2 separate regions of the Homo sapiens genome follow, and region 1 is linked to region 2. Evidence: chromatin contacts called from ENCODE Hi-C or POLR2A ChIA-PET data. All regions are on one chromosome and are shown on one strand. The core of a region is the stretch at or near the end of the contact, and the rest is flanking DNA. Distances in the headings are between cores, read along the strand shown. Region 1 holds the start of SAV1 (salvador family WW domain containing protein 1). Region 2 holds the start of VCPKMT (valosin containing protein lysine methyltransferase).

Region 1 (6,193 bases), core at 104-2,603, 550 kb after region 2:
AACCTAACTTTCCCAATTACAATATGAGGTAATACTTAAGTCACAAGGTTACTACCAGCTTCCAAGAAGGAAACTTAAGCAAAGGGCCCAGGGCGCAGTAAGAGCACCAAAATACCAGCTCCATGCCTCACAAATGTCCTGAACACACAAGAATTAAAAATTCAAGAGATTCAACTCAAAAATCAAATACTTACATTAAGAAGAAAAGCAGCGGGGGACCGGAGGTGGGGATTGGGAGTGGGATCTACCCTATTAAAAAAAAAAACTTTTCGAGGGGGGGGTTCTCTAATACGATAGAAATTATTTTGAGTTGCCTTCTTGGAATCTCACGAATATAGCCAAATACAAAGGCTTTTGGCTCTCTGCTCTGCTGTGTAAGAGTGATGAGGCTTTGGGTGGCGGCTACAAGAACGACGGTATGCTTTTCACCTTCTCAAGTCTGCATCCGGCAGCAGGACTAAGGAATTCTGCCCCAGAGTTCGCACAACTTGCAGCACAGTCGAGAGACACCCGCAATGTTTGCAAACATGACGCACATCTCGACGCATCTAAAAGAGTAAAAAGTGTCCCTGTCTAATTACTTTTACTCCTATAGCATTAGGTGATAAGCAATTTAAATGTTTCCTACTCTCTCTTCCAGTAATCAAAACCAACAACTCTGCCTGGTGGGGCGAGGAAGTCTGTTATTTTTAGGGGGTGCTCTTGGGGGGGTTAGGCGCGGGGGGGACTAACCCAAGTTTCTTACTCTTATGGGCTTTCAATCAACGAATACCACTTCAGACACAAGAAAATCTCAAAACCAGTATTTCACGCGACCAAGGACGAAGGAGAAGCCCTGGAGACCCGCCGGCGCCCCCGCCAGGGTCCCCGGAGCACCTGGCCGCCTGGGCCAGGTGTGGGCACGCCCCGCCTGACACTCACTCCGAAGCAGAGGCGACGTCTCCTTCTTCACGTACTTCCCCTGCACCTCGGCCGGCTTGGACACTTCGTTTTTGGTTTTCTTTCGGGACAGCATCCTTCTCGACGAGGCCCGAGGCCGCGCTGAACTGCCTCCCTAGGGCTCCGCGCCGGGCGCCGGCCGTCTCCGCCGCCACCTCCGCCGGCGCCGCCGCCTCCTTCCCTCCCGAGCCGCCGCCTCCGCCGCCGCCTGTCCGGAGCCCGGGGTCGCCCGCAGGGACTGCCGCATGTTCAGGGCGCTAAGCGCGCCGGCCGCCGCTCAGTCGCTGGTCAGTTCCTTCCCGGAAGTCGGCCCGCTCTGCGACGCTGCTCGGGGACGCCGTGAGGAAAGCCCAGCGACGCCGGGCCAGGGCCAGGGCCATGGTCCGCCGCGGGCCGCCGAATAACCGCTACCACTACCGCCGCCGCCGCCTACATCCCGTAAACTTTCCCCGCGGCCGCTGGGAATTCTGGGAAGCTCGACGCAGCGCGGGCCGCCGCTGCCCCTCCCCCACCGCGGCTCCAGGCGCGGCTCCGGCGGCGGGACTCGGGTGCCGGCGCTCTAGGCTACCGGGCCGTCCCCGCCGAGCTGCGGCTGTCCTCACTCATCCTCAGCGAGAAGCAGGTCCTGCCGACTGAGAAGATGAAGGACGAAACCTGCCCCGCTGAGTGCGGGAGTTCGTCGCATGCGCATGTCGTGGAACCTACTCTCCACGAGTTTTTATTGTTGTTGCTTTTGTACCCCCTCGGGATCCCTAGCGGAGGCAGTGACTCTCTTTCCCCCCAAGACGTTGTTCCCTGTTTGAAGGTGTTCTTCCTAATGTTTCCTAGGCTGCTGAATTCAGCTCTCTAAAAAATGCGGAATGCTAACCATGACTCCCAGGCAAGTGCTACACCAAAGCATCTATTCTGCTGGAAACGTTCATGCTGATTAACTAGAAATAAGTTGATCCTCTACTGAGTATCAGGGAGTGCGTTTTTCTATAACAGGAAAAAACGGAAGAATGCAAGATGGAATTTCCAGTACCTCTTTTTAAGATACAATTGGTGTTAGCATATTACAATTATTTTATTGCATCATCACTATCATTAGTATGATTAATAGCCACATATTTCCTCCTGACGTTATGTGTTATGATCTTAGAATTTTGAAGACTTTGACCACTGCGAGTCGGGACCGGGAATTTTCTATCTAAAATAATAGACTCTACTTCCTTCTATATAACTTAGCAAGACTGCCAAATGTACAGGATAACATTTGGAAAATAAGATTGGATTCATCCCCTAGTGACCAAATTAATGCTTTAATAATGAGGAATGCTTTCCCTGAGATCTAAAACATCTCACAAGAGATCTAAGACATATATCACAATTAACAAAAGACATGGAATTTTTTACCACGTAAGATTAAGAAGATGGTCAAATGTTTTACCATGAGCAAACAAAGGAGACATTTGATCTAGTGTCTGTCTCCATATGTTCCCTTGGTGCAGATCTCCCACAATTCATTCATTAACCAGGAAATACTCATTACCCACTGCGCTAGTCGTTTGTGATAGAGCAATAAGCAAAACAGACAAAAATCCCTACTGTCATGGGAAAGAGAAAAAAATGACAAAAAATAAGCAAAACATACTATGTTAGATAGTGATAAGTGATGAAGTGAAAATAAGAGAGGACTCACAATTTTTGAGAGGGTAATAGAGGGACCAGAGAAGGCTCATGAGGAGGTGACATTGGAGTTAAGTGACAGAGTGAGGAAATTGGCCATGCAGCTAACTGGAGGAACAATATTCCAGGCAGAAAGAACAGCAAGTGCAAAGTCGCTGCAAGTGGCCATGTTCCTGGCAGATTGGAGGAACAGTAAGAGGGTTTATGTACTGGAAAAGACGGGGAGACGAATGGGGAATGCAGTTAGAGAGTAACAATAGCCACGGCACCTAGGGCTTTGTAGGCCATTGTAAGGAATGTTACTTTGAGCAGAGGAGTGACATGATCTGAGTTAATGTTTTCATAGGACTGCTTTGGATGCTGTGTGGAGAGTAGACAATGGAGCTAAGGGCAAAAGGGAGATCAGTCAGAAGTTATTGCTGGCTTGGACCCAGGCAATAATAGGTGGAGAGGTAAGTGGACATATTTTAGACATATTTTAAAGAAAGCCAACCAAATTTGCTGACATTGAATATGGAGTGTGGGAGTATCAATCACTGCCATGGGTATGAAAATCTTAATAAACAGAATTGGAACTCACTAGAAGCAGAGTGTACTCTGAGAGAAACATTAGAAAAACAGTTACTTGTTCCTGTGGTTCAGAAATAAGGACGAGTCCTAAAGCGTTGATAGTGTGCAGGGAGAAGAAAGAGTGATGAAACTTAAGTGAGAGCACAATGGGGTTTTGTTACACATCAGGGTATGAAGGCGGGAGCTGAAGGAGGAAGGGGGAGCCAAAGAAGTGCCAGGTTTCTGCCTAAGGCTTACCTCAGAGAAGGACAAAAGGATATTAGCATCTTGTTAATAAAGGCAACTCTTCACACCTGGAGTTTTCCCAGAGCCTGAAGTACGGGGACACCTTTCACATGTGCGGAGGAAAGAATCCTAGAATTTTATAGTTGAAAAAGAATTCTGAGATTGCCTAGGCTCACCTCATCAACATCAAAAAGGAACGAGAAAAATTAAGTGTTTTGTCTCAGATTACATTCCTGGTTAATGACAGAATAGCATCAGAACTGGAGTTTTCAATTCCCTTTTTTTCCCCCCTGAGGCAGAGTCTTGCTCTATCCCTCAGGCAGGAGTGCAGTAGCACTATCTCAGCTCACTGCAACTGCTGCCTCTCAGGTTCAAGCGATCCTCCTACCTTGGCCTCCTGACTAGCTAGGATTACAAGCGCCCGCCACCACACCTGGCTATTTTTTGTATTTTTAGTAGAGACTGGATTTCATCATGTTGGCCAGGCTGGTCCCGAACTCCTGGCCTCAAGTGATCTGCCCGCCTCGGCCTCCCAAAGTGCTGCAATTGTAGGCGTGAGCCACCAGGCCAGCCTCAATTTCCGTTTGGGGCTCTTTACTGCTACGGAACATTCAGAATCCCACTAATGTGAGTCCAGACTGTTTCTAACAGTTGTTTTGAAAGCCGTCTGTGTTCCTTAGAGAGTACTCCCTTTTACAATGCTATTTAATTTCTGTGGATTATAGCAGAGAGAAAGCCTTAATTAGGTGCTCTATTTAAGACAACTAATTTGCCTTTTTATCAAGGAGGGTACATTCCAGAATCAACAATGTGCAGGCAGCATTAGCTATAGCAATGCACAACAAATATGTGAACTTTGAATTTGAATCCTTAAATCTAAAAGCTTTGAATTCATGTTTGTTTTCTAGAAATTCCTTGACTTCTGAGAATTTTTATTAAGGAATTCAGATTTGCTGTAGTTCTACGGAGCTGTAATTCTCCAGACATTGCCTTCAATAATGCTAATACTGCATTCCATAATAGAGATTTTTTTTTTCCCCTTACAGTTACATTCTTAGTGGAGAAAACTGGCAATTAGGGAGCTTCTCATGTTTTAACAACTTTTTTAAAAAATTAATTTAGTATTAAAATTTATTTTAGTGGAGCCTATAAGGTATGACCCTGGGCTAACCTCATAGCATTCTGAGTTCTTAGTTGTCTCATCTGAAAATGAAGAAAGTGAACCATTTGTTTTTTTTTTTTTTTTTTTTTTGAGACAAAGTCTTGCTCTGTCGCCCAGGCTGGAGTGCAGTGGCATGATCTCGGCTCACTGCAAGCTCCGCTTCCCGGGTTCAGGCCATTCTCCTGCCTCAGCCTCCCTAGTAGCTGGGACTACAGGCGCCTGCCACCACACTCGGCTGATTTTTTGTAGTTTTAGTGGAGACGGGGTTTCACCGTGTTAGCCAGGATGGTCTCGATCTCCTGACCTCGTGATCCACCCACCTTGGCCTCCCAAAGTGCTGGGATTACCGGCGTGAGCCACTGTGCCCGGCCAAACCCTTTGATTTCTAAAGTGTCTTTCAGTCCTGGAGTTTTCTGCCATGTAGGCAGAAGGGAATATGCAAAAATAAAAACTTACCTTCATAGGATAAGAGAAATGTTGGTGATTTTCTTTCTTTAAAAAGTTTGTTCTTTATTCAAGTATTAAAGAAAATATTAAAATATCAGCATTATATAAAATCATGATTAGCATAAAAATAAAATTTCGTGCCAGATTGTTACTTTCAAAGACAGCTAAGGTCTTTATGCTATGTTGACTTCCTCGTTGGAAGCATGTAAAATTTTAAAGGGTGAACTATTCAGTGAAAGATTATCCAAGAAAGACAACCAAAATGGAAATAAGCCCTACATATGGCGCCTCAGAAAAAAAAAAAAAAAAAGGAAAAAAGGAGAGGAACTTCTAGTCTACTCTCCAGCTCACTCTTCTTCTTCACATAACAAGATAAACTTAATCTGTCTCAGGAAGATGTAATAATTATGCCAATTATAGCTCTTCAAGTCTCCAAAATTTTGCTATTAAAATATGGGAGGGGGCTGGGCGAGATGGCCTGCGTCTATAATCCCAGCACTTTGGGAGGCCAAGGCGGGTGGATCACCTGAGGTCAGGAGTTTGAGACCAGCCTGGCCAACATGGTGAAACCCCATCTCTACTAAAAATACAAAAATTACCGGGGTGTGGTGATGTGTGCCTGTAATCCCAGCTACTCTGGAGGCTGAGGCAGGAGAATCGCTTGAACTAGGGAGGCAGAGGTTGCAGTGGGCTGAGATCGCACCACTGCACTCCAGCCTGAGCAACAGAGTGAGACTCTGTCTCAAAAAAATAAAAAATAAAATATGGGAGGGTAAATTCCTAAGTGTCCTTTAGGCAGAAACTTTGGTTGTTTCCTATGAAGGATAAGGGTGTGTAATGTCTACACAGATCTGAAGATATTATATAATTGCTTAATATTAGCAATTTAGTAGGGTTCCTAAACTCCTGTTATGTAAGATGAATCATCCCCCCAGTAACATAAAGAATTAGTATCACAATTCTTTTTTTTTTTTTTTTTTTGAGACGGAGTCTCGCTCTTTCGCCCAGGCTGGAGTGCAGTGGCGCGATCTCGGTTTACTGCAAGCTCCGCCTTCCGGGTTCACGCCATTCTCCTACCTCAGCCTCCCGAGTAGCTGGGACTACAGGCGCCCGCCACTGTGCCCAGCAAATTTTTTTTTTTTTTGTATTTTTAGTAGAGACGGTGTTTCACCATGTTAGCCA
Region 2 (6,632 bases), core at 925-3,424:
CCAAAGACTATTTAAAAAAGAATATATTTTTTGTTTTTGATTTAAAAATTTTTCTACTCTAAAAGTAGGTTGAGGAGGTACAGGGGTATTTATAGCTCCCCTACAATTTATCCATCTTTGAATCAATCCAACAAAGCACATGTAATTAAAGCTCTAGGCTAGGTGCAGTGGCTCACACCTGTAATATCAACACTTTGGAAGGCAGAGGTGGAAAGATCGCTTGAAAGCAGGAGTTGAAGACCAGCCTGGAGAATACAGCGAGAGACAAACCACCCCCCGCAACACCTTACAAAAAATTTAAAAATTAGCCAGCATGCTGGTGCACACCTATAGTCCCAGCTATTGAGGAGGCTGAATGGGAGGATTACTTGAGCCTCAGGAGCTCGAGGTTACAGTGAGCTATGATCACTCCACTGCACTACAACATGTGTGACAGAGCAAGACCCCTATCTTAAAACAAAAACAAACAAACAAAAACCCCTCTGTAACTAATGATTGGGTAAGCTCCTGTTAACTAAACCATGTACTGATTTTGGTTTCCAGAAAAAGGATTCAGATGACTGCATTTTGGAGTTCTCATGGGAAACAAATGGAATCAACCTTACTCTTAAAAGTTTAATTTTATTTAATCTAATTTGGGATTTAAATAATCAACGATTTCCCTACAAAAGTTAAATCTGACCCTAACTTGGTTCAATGCTAATTATTTTTAAAATAATCGATGCCCACAACACTATACAAACTGATGTTTTTTTTTTTTTTTTTTTTTTTTGAGACAGAGTTTTGCTCTTGTTGCCCAGGCTGGAATGCAATGGCATGATTTCGGCTCACTGCAACCTCCGCCTCCCAGGTTCAAGCGATTCTCCTGCCTCAGACTCCCAAATAGCTAGGATTACAGACATGCACCACCACGCCTGGCTAATTTTGTATTTTTAGTAGAGACAGGGTTTTGCCATGTAGGTCAGGCTGGTCTCGAACTCCCGACCTCAGGTGAGCCACCTGCCTTGACCTCCCAAGTGTTGGGATTACAGGCGTGAGCCACCGCGCCCGGCCCAAACTGGTATTTAAAGAAAAGAACAATGAATTATTTATAACTTAATTCTCAATGTCATGGTTAACATGTTCCGTGGGAACAACCAAGGGAAAAAGAGAGGATTTTGGCTTTTCATAACATCCAATTGGCAAAATCCTTTAAAATTTTTACAGAAGCCTCTAGTAAAATGCATATAACACTTTTCTCAACATGCTTCACCAGGTCGGTATGATAATGATGAGCGTATATACATATGGTCCCTGGTGACTTTTATCTTCTCTTTACTGCATCAACTATAAGGCAAATCCCGGATTCAAAGATGTTAAAATGTGAAGAAACGTGTGCTTTAGAATTCATGGAATAAGGTTCATCTTCTAAGTGAAGAGACTTCGCTCACTGGATACTTACCTCTTCATAGTATATGCAGTCGGCCATCAGTATGAAGTCGGGTGGAGAAGGAAAGCCTTCTATTTCTTCCCCCCTTAAAAATGCCAAACAAATATTTCAATTGTTTTAATAATTCAAAATACTCTTGTTTTATAAAGAACCGGAAAGTCCCCTTCCATCCTTTTAATGAAACGCAATTCAAAACAAACTACAAATCAATATCTTAAAACAAGCTGAAAGGCCATACAAACCATTTCAGTACCTTGGCTTGAACAGAACCAGTGACAAGATGCTTGTTCATATTAATATTCATCTTCAGCAAGTCTTGCAATTCCTCAAGATCGGTGACTACAACATCAGCCCTATAAAATAACGTCGACTGAGGTGTAGGCACAGGGGGGAAAGCCTGTAATCCGGATTTCCCCAGCAAGAAGGCGCCCCCACATCCCGCCCGCCCGCCAGCTCTTACCCGAGGGTAGCAGCCATGAGCCCCACGGCCCCGGTGCCCGAACCCAGCTCCAGCACCGACCGCCGGCTCAGCGCGTGGGCCCCGTCGCCAGAAAACTCGGGCGTTTCCAGGTATTTAGAAAGGACAATGGCAGCGTCCCACACAACGCAACCCACGCCACCGGAGCTATACTGCTGTAGTCGTAGCACTGTACCATCCCGCTTCTCCAAAACTCGCACAAAGCTCCGCAGTGGGTCCTCCAGCGAGGACTCCAGCGTATCCGCCATTGCGCCCGGCAACAGAAAGCGGCGCGCGCAGGGACGTCACATCAACGCGCACCGCCCCGCCCTGCGGCTCCGCCCCCTGCCCGCCGCTGAGTTGGCGACGCAGCGCGCGCGAGTTAACAAAGCCCGGAAGGCAGCGTTACCTGGGCGGGGCCGAGCGTGGGGCCCCTGCTTACCCGACGCGCTTGGCAGCCTCCCTCTACCCTAAATCACACGTTTGGCTTAACGAAGAGGCCGTTTAAATCACTTTCCCAGACAAAACTATTATAATCTGCTCTTTAAAAAACAAAGCCAACCTCAGAGTTTACCAAGTTGGACACTTGATTTACATAGTAGTTACAAGGCTTAAATGCAATCAGCTTCCAAGATCCTACCAAAGATGGCTATAATCTTACAATCTTCCTTTTCAAGTTCCTAGTATGCTCCTAGTTTTTTGTATGAATTCATAAAAGTGGTTGCTAGAAGCCTGCAGCTCACATTTAACAGTGAAGAAAAAATTGTGTGTGTGTGTGTGTGTGTCTATAGGACTCAACAATCTCCCCCTTTGTTCCTTATAATGAAAACACATATTTTAAAAGTCTTTTAAAAATTAAGACTGGGGTGATTTATTAATCTTGTTAAGAACTCTGATACAAAGCACAGTAAAAGGCCACAAACCAGTAAATAAACAACGTGGCTTTTGGCTACTTTACAACTGCTGCTACAGCACTATCAGCAAAACACTCTATCACTTTGAACGAAGGCATCCAAATGGCAAATAAAAGCTTTACTCACTTATCTGATTAAAATGTTTAATAAAGCTTTAAGTATTTGCTGGTTTAAATATTACCAATCTAAAAAATATATTTAAAAAAAATTTCAGTTAACACGAGATTTATAGAGAAAGTTACTAGGTCTTGAAGGCAAGGCAGTTGGTTCCTATGCCATAGAATTTTTTTTGAATTTATGAATTAGTAAAGTAGCAGATTGTATTATAGGCCTCAAGTCACTTAAATTTATATAGGTTATTAGCAGTATCTTTAAATATACAATATAAACAAAACTGTACATACATGGCATATTAACTGTTTTCCATAACAATAGGCAATTCATTAGCTAAAGACGTCATAGTCTGCAAAAACAAAAGGCACATCTGAATGAGATACATGCCCTTTTTCCCTCCATCATTGGGTTATGTAGTCTTTGTTTACATTTTGACAAAATAATAAACACTTACAGTGCCATTCTATTATTTTCATCCTACTTTTCATTTTTGTCTTCAGCAGCAAATACCGGCATTTAAGACATGGCATTAAAGAGTTTAAGAACAGTTGGTGTTATTCACAATTCTCCTAGATGTAAAAACTAGAAGTAAAAACTAGAAGATGGTCAAAGAGGTTTAAAAATCAGTAACACCATATACCCCTCCCATATTTGTGTAAATTCACTGCCTTAAAAAGGCATCTATTACTCAAATTTGAAAAATTTCACAAAAGCACTATCCCTTTTCAGTGCAATCATGTCACTTTAAACCATATTTTTGCAGAGTTTACAGTGCAAATATAAATTCTTTATACTGGCCTTTTGGCAGCACTGAGGATCCAAGACAAGGCAATGCTACTGATCACCTGAGGATAATGGTGAAGGACTTTTGTATTTTTATTTTTCCAATTCTTAAAAGCTTATTTGATCAGTAGCATTTTTGTAAGAGCATTATTTGTAAAAAGTACTAAAATACTATGTCTTTTTTTGAATAAATTAAAAAAAAAACTTTACAAATACCATTCCAGTGTCAATGACTACATATGGCTAAGGTCATTGGGGAGTTTCTGCATTTTCTAGCAAAGGCAGTCTGTACAATGGGGGGTGCGAAAGCTCCCGTTTGTAAGTCTTTGGTGGCAGTTTTGGCAGATGAGGGCTTGAATTCTGCCTTGGTGGAACAGGGGGAGCTGGAGGATGAGCAAGATTATTCTGACTAGAACTGAGCACATAGCATCGACGCGGTACCCTTGGAGAGGGTGTGCTAGGAGGAGTGCTTGGCGAATTTGGACACGTACTAATGTCTCTGAGCCAGTCTGAATCTCTGTGAAGATGCCCCAGTGGAGGTGGCTGAAGATTAAATGGACAGTTTATAAAGTGTTCTGGAGGCCGAAGGGGAACTGGTGGAGGGGTATCAGGAAGAGGATCTCTTGGTGGTGGCGGAGGTGGACTATGCAGAGGCCCATCAAATGCACCAGTAGGAACAGGAACTCTGGGTTTTACCTTTGGAGGAGGAGGCTGTCTCGGTGGAATAGCAGGAGGATCATCATCAGATTTCATATTTCCCTCAAAAAAAAAAGTAATTAAATTATACCTCTATTCTGAAAAATTAAAAAAAAAAATTTTTAAGTCTGAAAAATTCTTACTTGTCAAGTTAAATTCAGAGGCTCAAAATAAACTAATCTGGGTTAATTATCAGATTATGAGTACTCCTAGATTAATTCAGGGCTGGGTTTAATATTTTTATATATGAGATGTTTTAATTTAAGTCTTAGGTCCTAACTCTTTATCTTGCTTTGTGTATACATTTCAGAAATTTATGTATTTTAATTATAATAGTAGGTAAGTGACAATAATTTATTGCTTTATAGACATGAAAGGACATGATGTCTAGAGGACTTTAATGTCTAGCTTCTGCTTACTGGGCATCTACTGCTACTTTCTCCAGTGAGGCTTAGAGCAGTAGATCTCAAAGTGTGATCCAGAGACCAACAACATCAGCATCAGTAGGGAACTTGTTAGAAAAGCAAATTCTTGGGCCCCATCCTAGACTACTGAATCAGAAACTCTGGAGGTGTGGCTCCACAGTCTGATTTTACCAAGCCTTTCAGGTAATTCTGATGCACCCTTAAAATTTTGAGAAGCATTAGTTGAAAGTTTGAAGAATACTTGGAATACTACTGAAGTTTTTTTCCACCTGTACCAGAAAGAAAATGTACTTCCAGCCTCTTTTTTATTTTTTTATTTTTATTTTTAGTTTTTGAGACAGAGTCTTGCTCTGTCGCCCAGGCTGGAGTGCAATGGTGCGATCTTGGCTCACTGCAACCTACCTTCACCTCCCAGGTTCAAGTGATTCTCCTGCCTTAGCCTCTTGAGTAGCTGGGATTACAGGTGCCCGCCACCATGCCCGGCTAATTTTTGTATTTTTAGTAGAGACAGGGTTTCACCATATTGGCCAGGCTGGTCTTGAACTCCTGACTTCAGATGATCTGCCTGCCTCAGCCTCCCAACCAGCCTTTTTTTTTTTTTTTTTTTTTTTTGAGACAAGAGTTTTGCAATTGTTGCCCAGACTGGAGTGCAGTGGCACGATCCTGGCTCACTGCAACCTCCAACTCCCAGGTTCAAGCGCTTCTCCTGCCTCAGCCTCCCCAGTAGCTGGAATCACAGGCACCCGCCACCACACCCAGCTAATTTTTTGTATTTTTAGTAGAGATGGGGTTTCATCATGTTGACCAGGCTGGTCTCGAACTCCTGATCTCAGGTGATCTACCCGCCTGGCATGAGCCACTGCGCCCGGCCCAGCCTCTTATTTAGAAAAGGTTTTTATAAGGATTAAACAACTAAAAGTATTTTTCAAATATAACAACCCAAATGCTGAAAAACCATAAATGGTAGCCAAAGTATAATTCACAGACTCTTTATAACACTAGGCATTATTTTGAAGATTCACAACTTTGAATAAGTTGGAGTAAAGTCCTGTTGATTACCTTGGAATTTGAAGCATCATGATCAAACTTTTTTCGAGGAGGAAGAGGAGGAGGAATCAGGGGCTCTTCACTTAGTTTATGTAAACTACCACATGAACTAAAGAAAGACTCTGGGGGAGAAAAAGACTAGTTTAACCACAATTCACAGTATAAGATAAACCTTTATCACAATTTGTGATCGATACTTCTACCATGGCATTTGTCAGACTGTATCAACTATTGGTTTATCTATCTTCCCCCATTAAATTGTAAGCTTTCTGCAGGGAGTGTGTATTTATTTCTGTGTCTCTAGCACCAACCATAGTGCCTGGGGCATGATGGGTACTTCAGCTAAATGAAGGTGTACTATTTAATTATGATTAATGAGATTCTGCTCCCTGAAAAGCCTTTCACAAATCAAAACAAAACATGTCTAAATACACTGTAGTAACTTCCAAAGAAAGACCATCCTAATCAGAGACCTTTTTTTTTTTTTTTTTTTTTGAGACGGAGTCCCACTCTGTCGCCTAGGCTGGAGTGCAATGGCACGATCTCGGCTCACTGCAACCTCCGCCTCCCGGGTTCAAGCAATTCTCCTGCCTCAGCCTCCTGAGTAGCTGGGATTACAGGTACCCACTACCACCCCCAGCTAATTTTTGTATTTTTAGTAGAGACAGGGTTTCACCATGTTGGTCAGGCTGGTCTCAAACTCCTGACCTTGTGATCCGCCCACCTCGGCCTCCCAAAGTGCTAGGATTACAGGCATGAACCACCGT

Evidence for each region. A loop is a pair of places that touch in the nucleus more often than their neighbours do. ChIA-PET counts read pairs that join two places held with the same protein, here RNA polymerase II (POLR2A). Pooled maps may share reads with other maps.
Region 1: a pooled map shows a loop between it and region 2 (5-fold over the local background). The contact joins the promoter of SAV1 here to the promoter of VCPKMT in region 2. A Hi-C loop is called at or near these places in 4 of 50 pooled maps. POLR2A ChIA-PET finds 5 or more read pairs at or near these places in 3 of 52 experiments (A673, CD8-positive, alpha-beta memory T cell and activated CD4-positive, alpha-beta T cell).

Annotation. Positions count from the first base shown.
Region 1 is chr14:50,666,953-50,673,145 of GRCh38, forward strand. It overlaps SAV1 (salvador family WW domain containing protein 1), which reads right to left and starts at 1,354. Exons shown (of 5, transcript NM_021818.4): 1 at 922-1,354. The coding sequence starts at 1,015. RefSeq lists an enhancer at 352-421 and silencers at 782-911, 1,022-1,591.
Region 2 is chr14:50,114,398-50,121,029 of GRCh38, forward strand. It overlaps VCPKMT (valosin containing protein lysine methyltransferase), which reads right to left and starts at 2,175. Exons shown (of 6, transcript NM_024558.3): 1 at 1,890-2,175; 2 at 1,672-1,782; 3 at 1,442-1,514; 4 at 1-7. The coding sequence starts at 2,155. It overlaps SOS2 (SOS Ras/Rho guanine nucleotide exchange factor 2), which reads right to left. Exons shown (of 23, transcript NM_006939.4): 22 at 5,878-5,987; 23 at 2,733-4,456. The coding sequence ends at 3,947. RefSeq lists an enhancer at 2,112-2,171.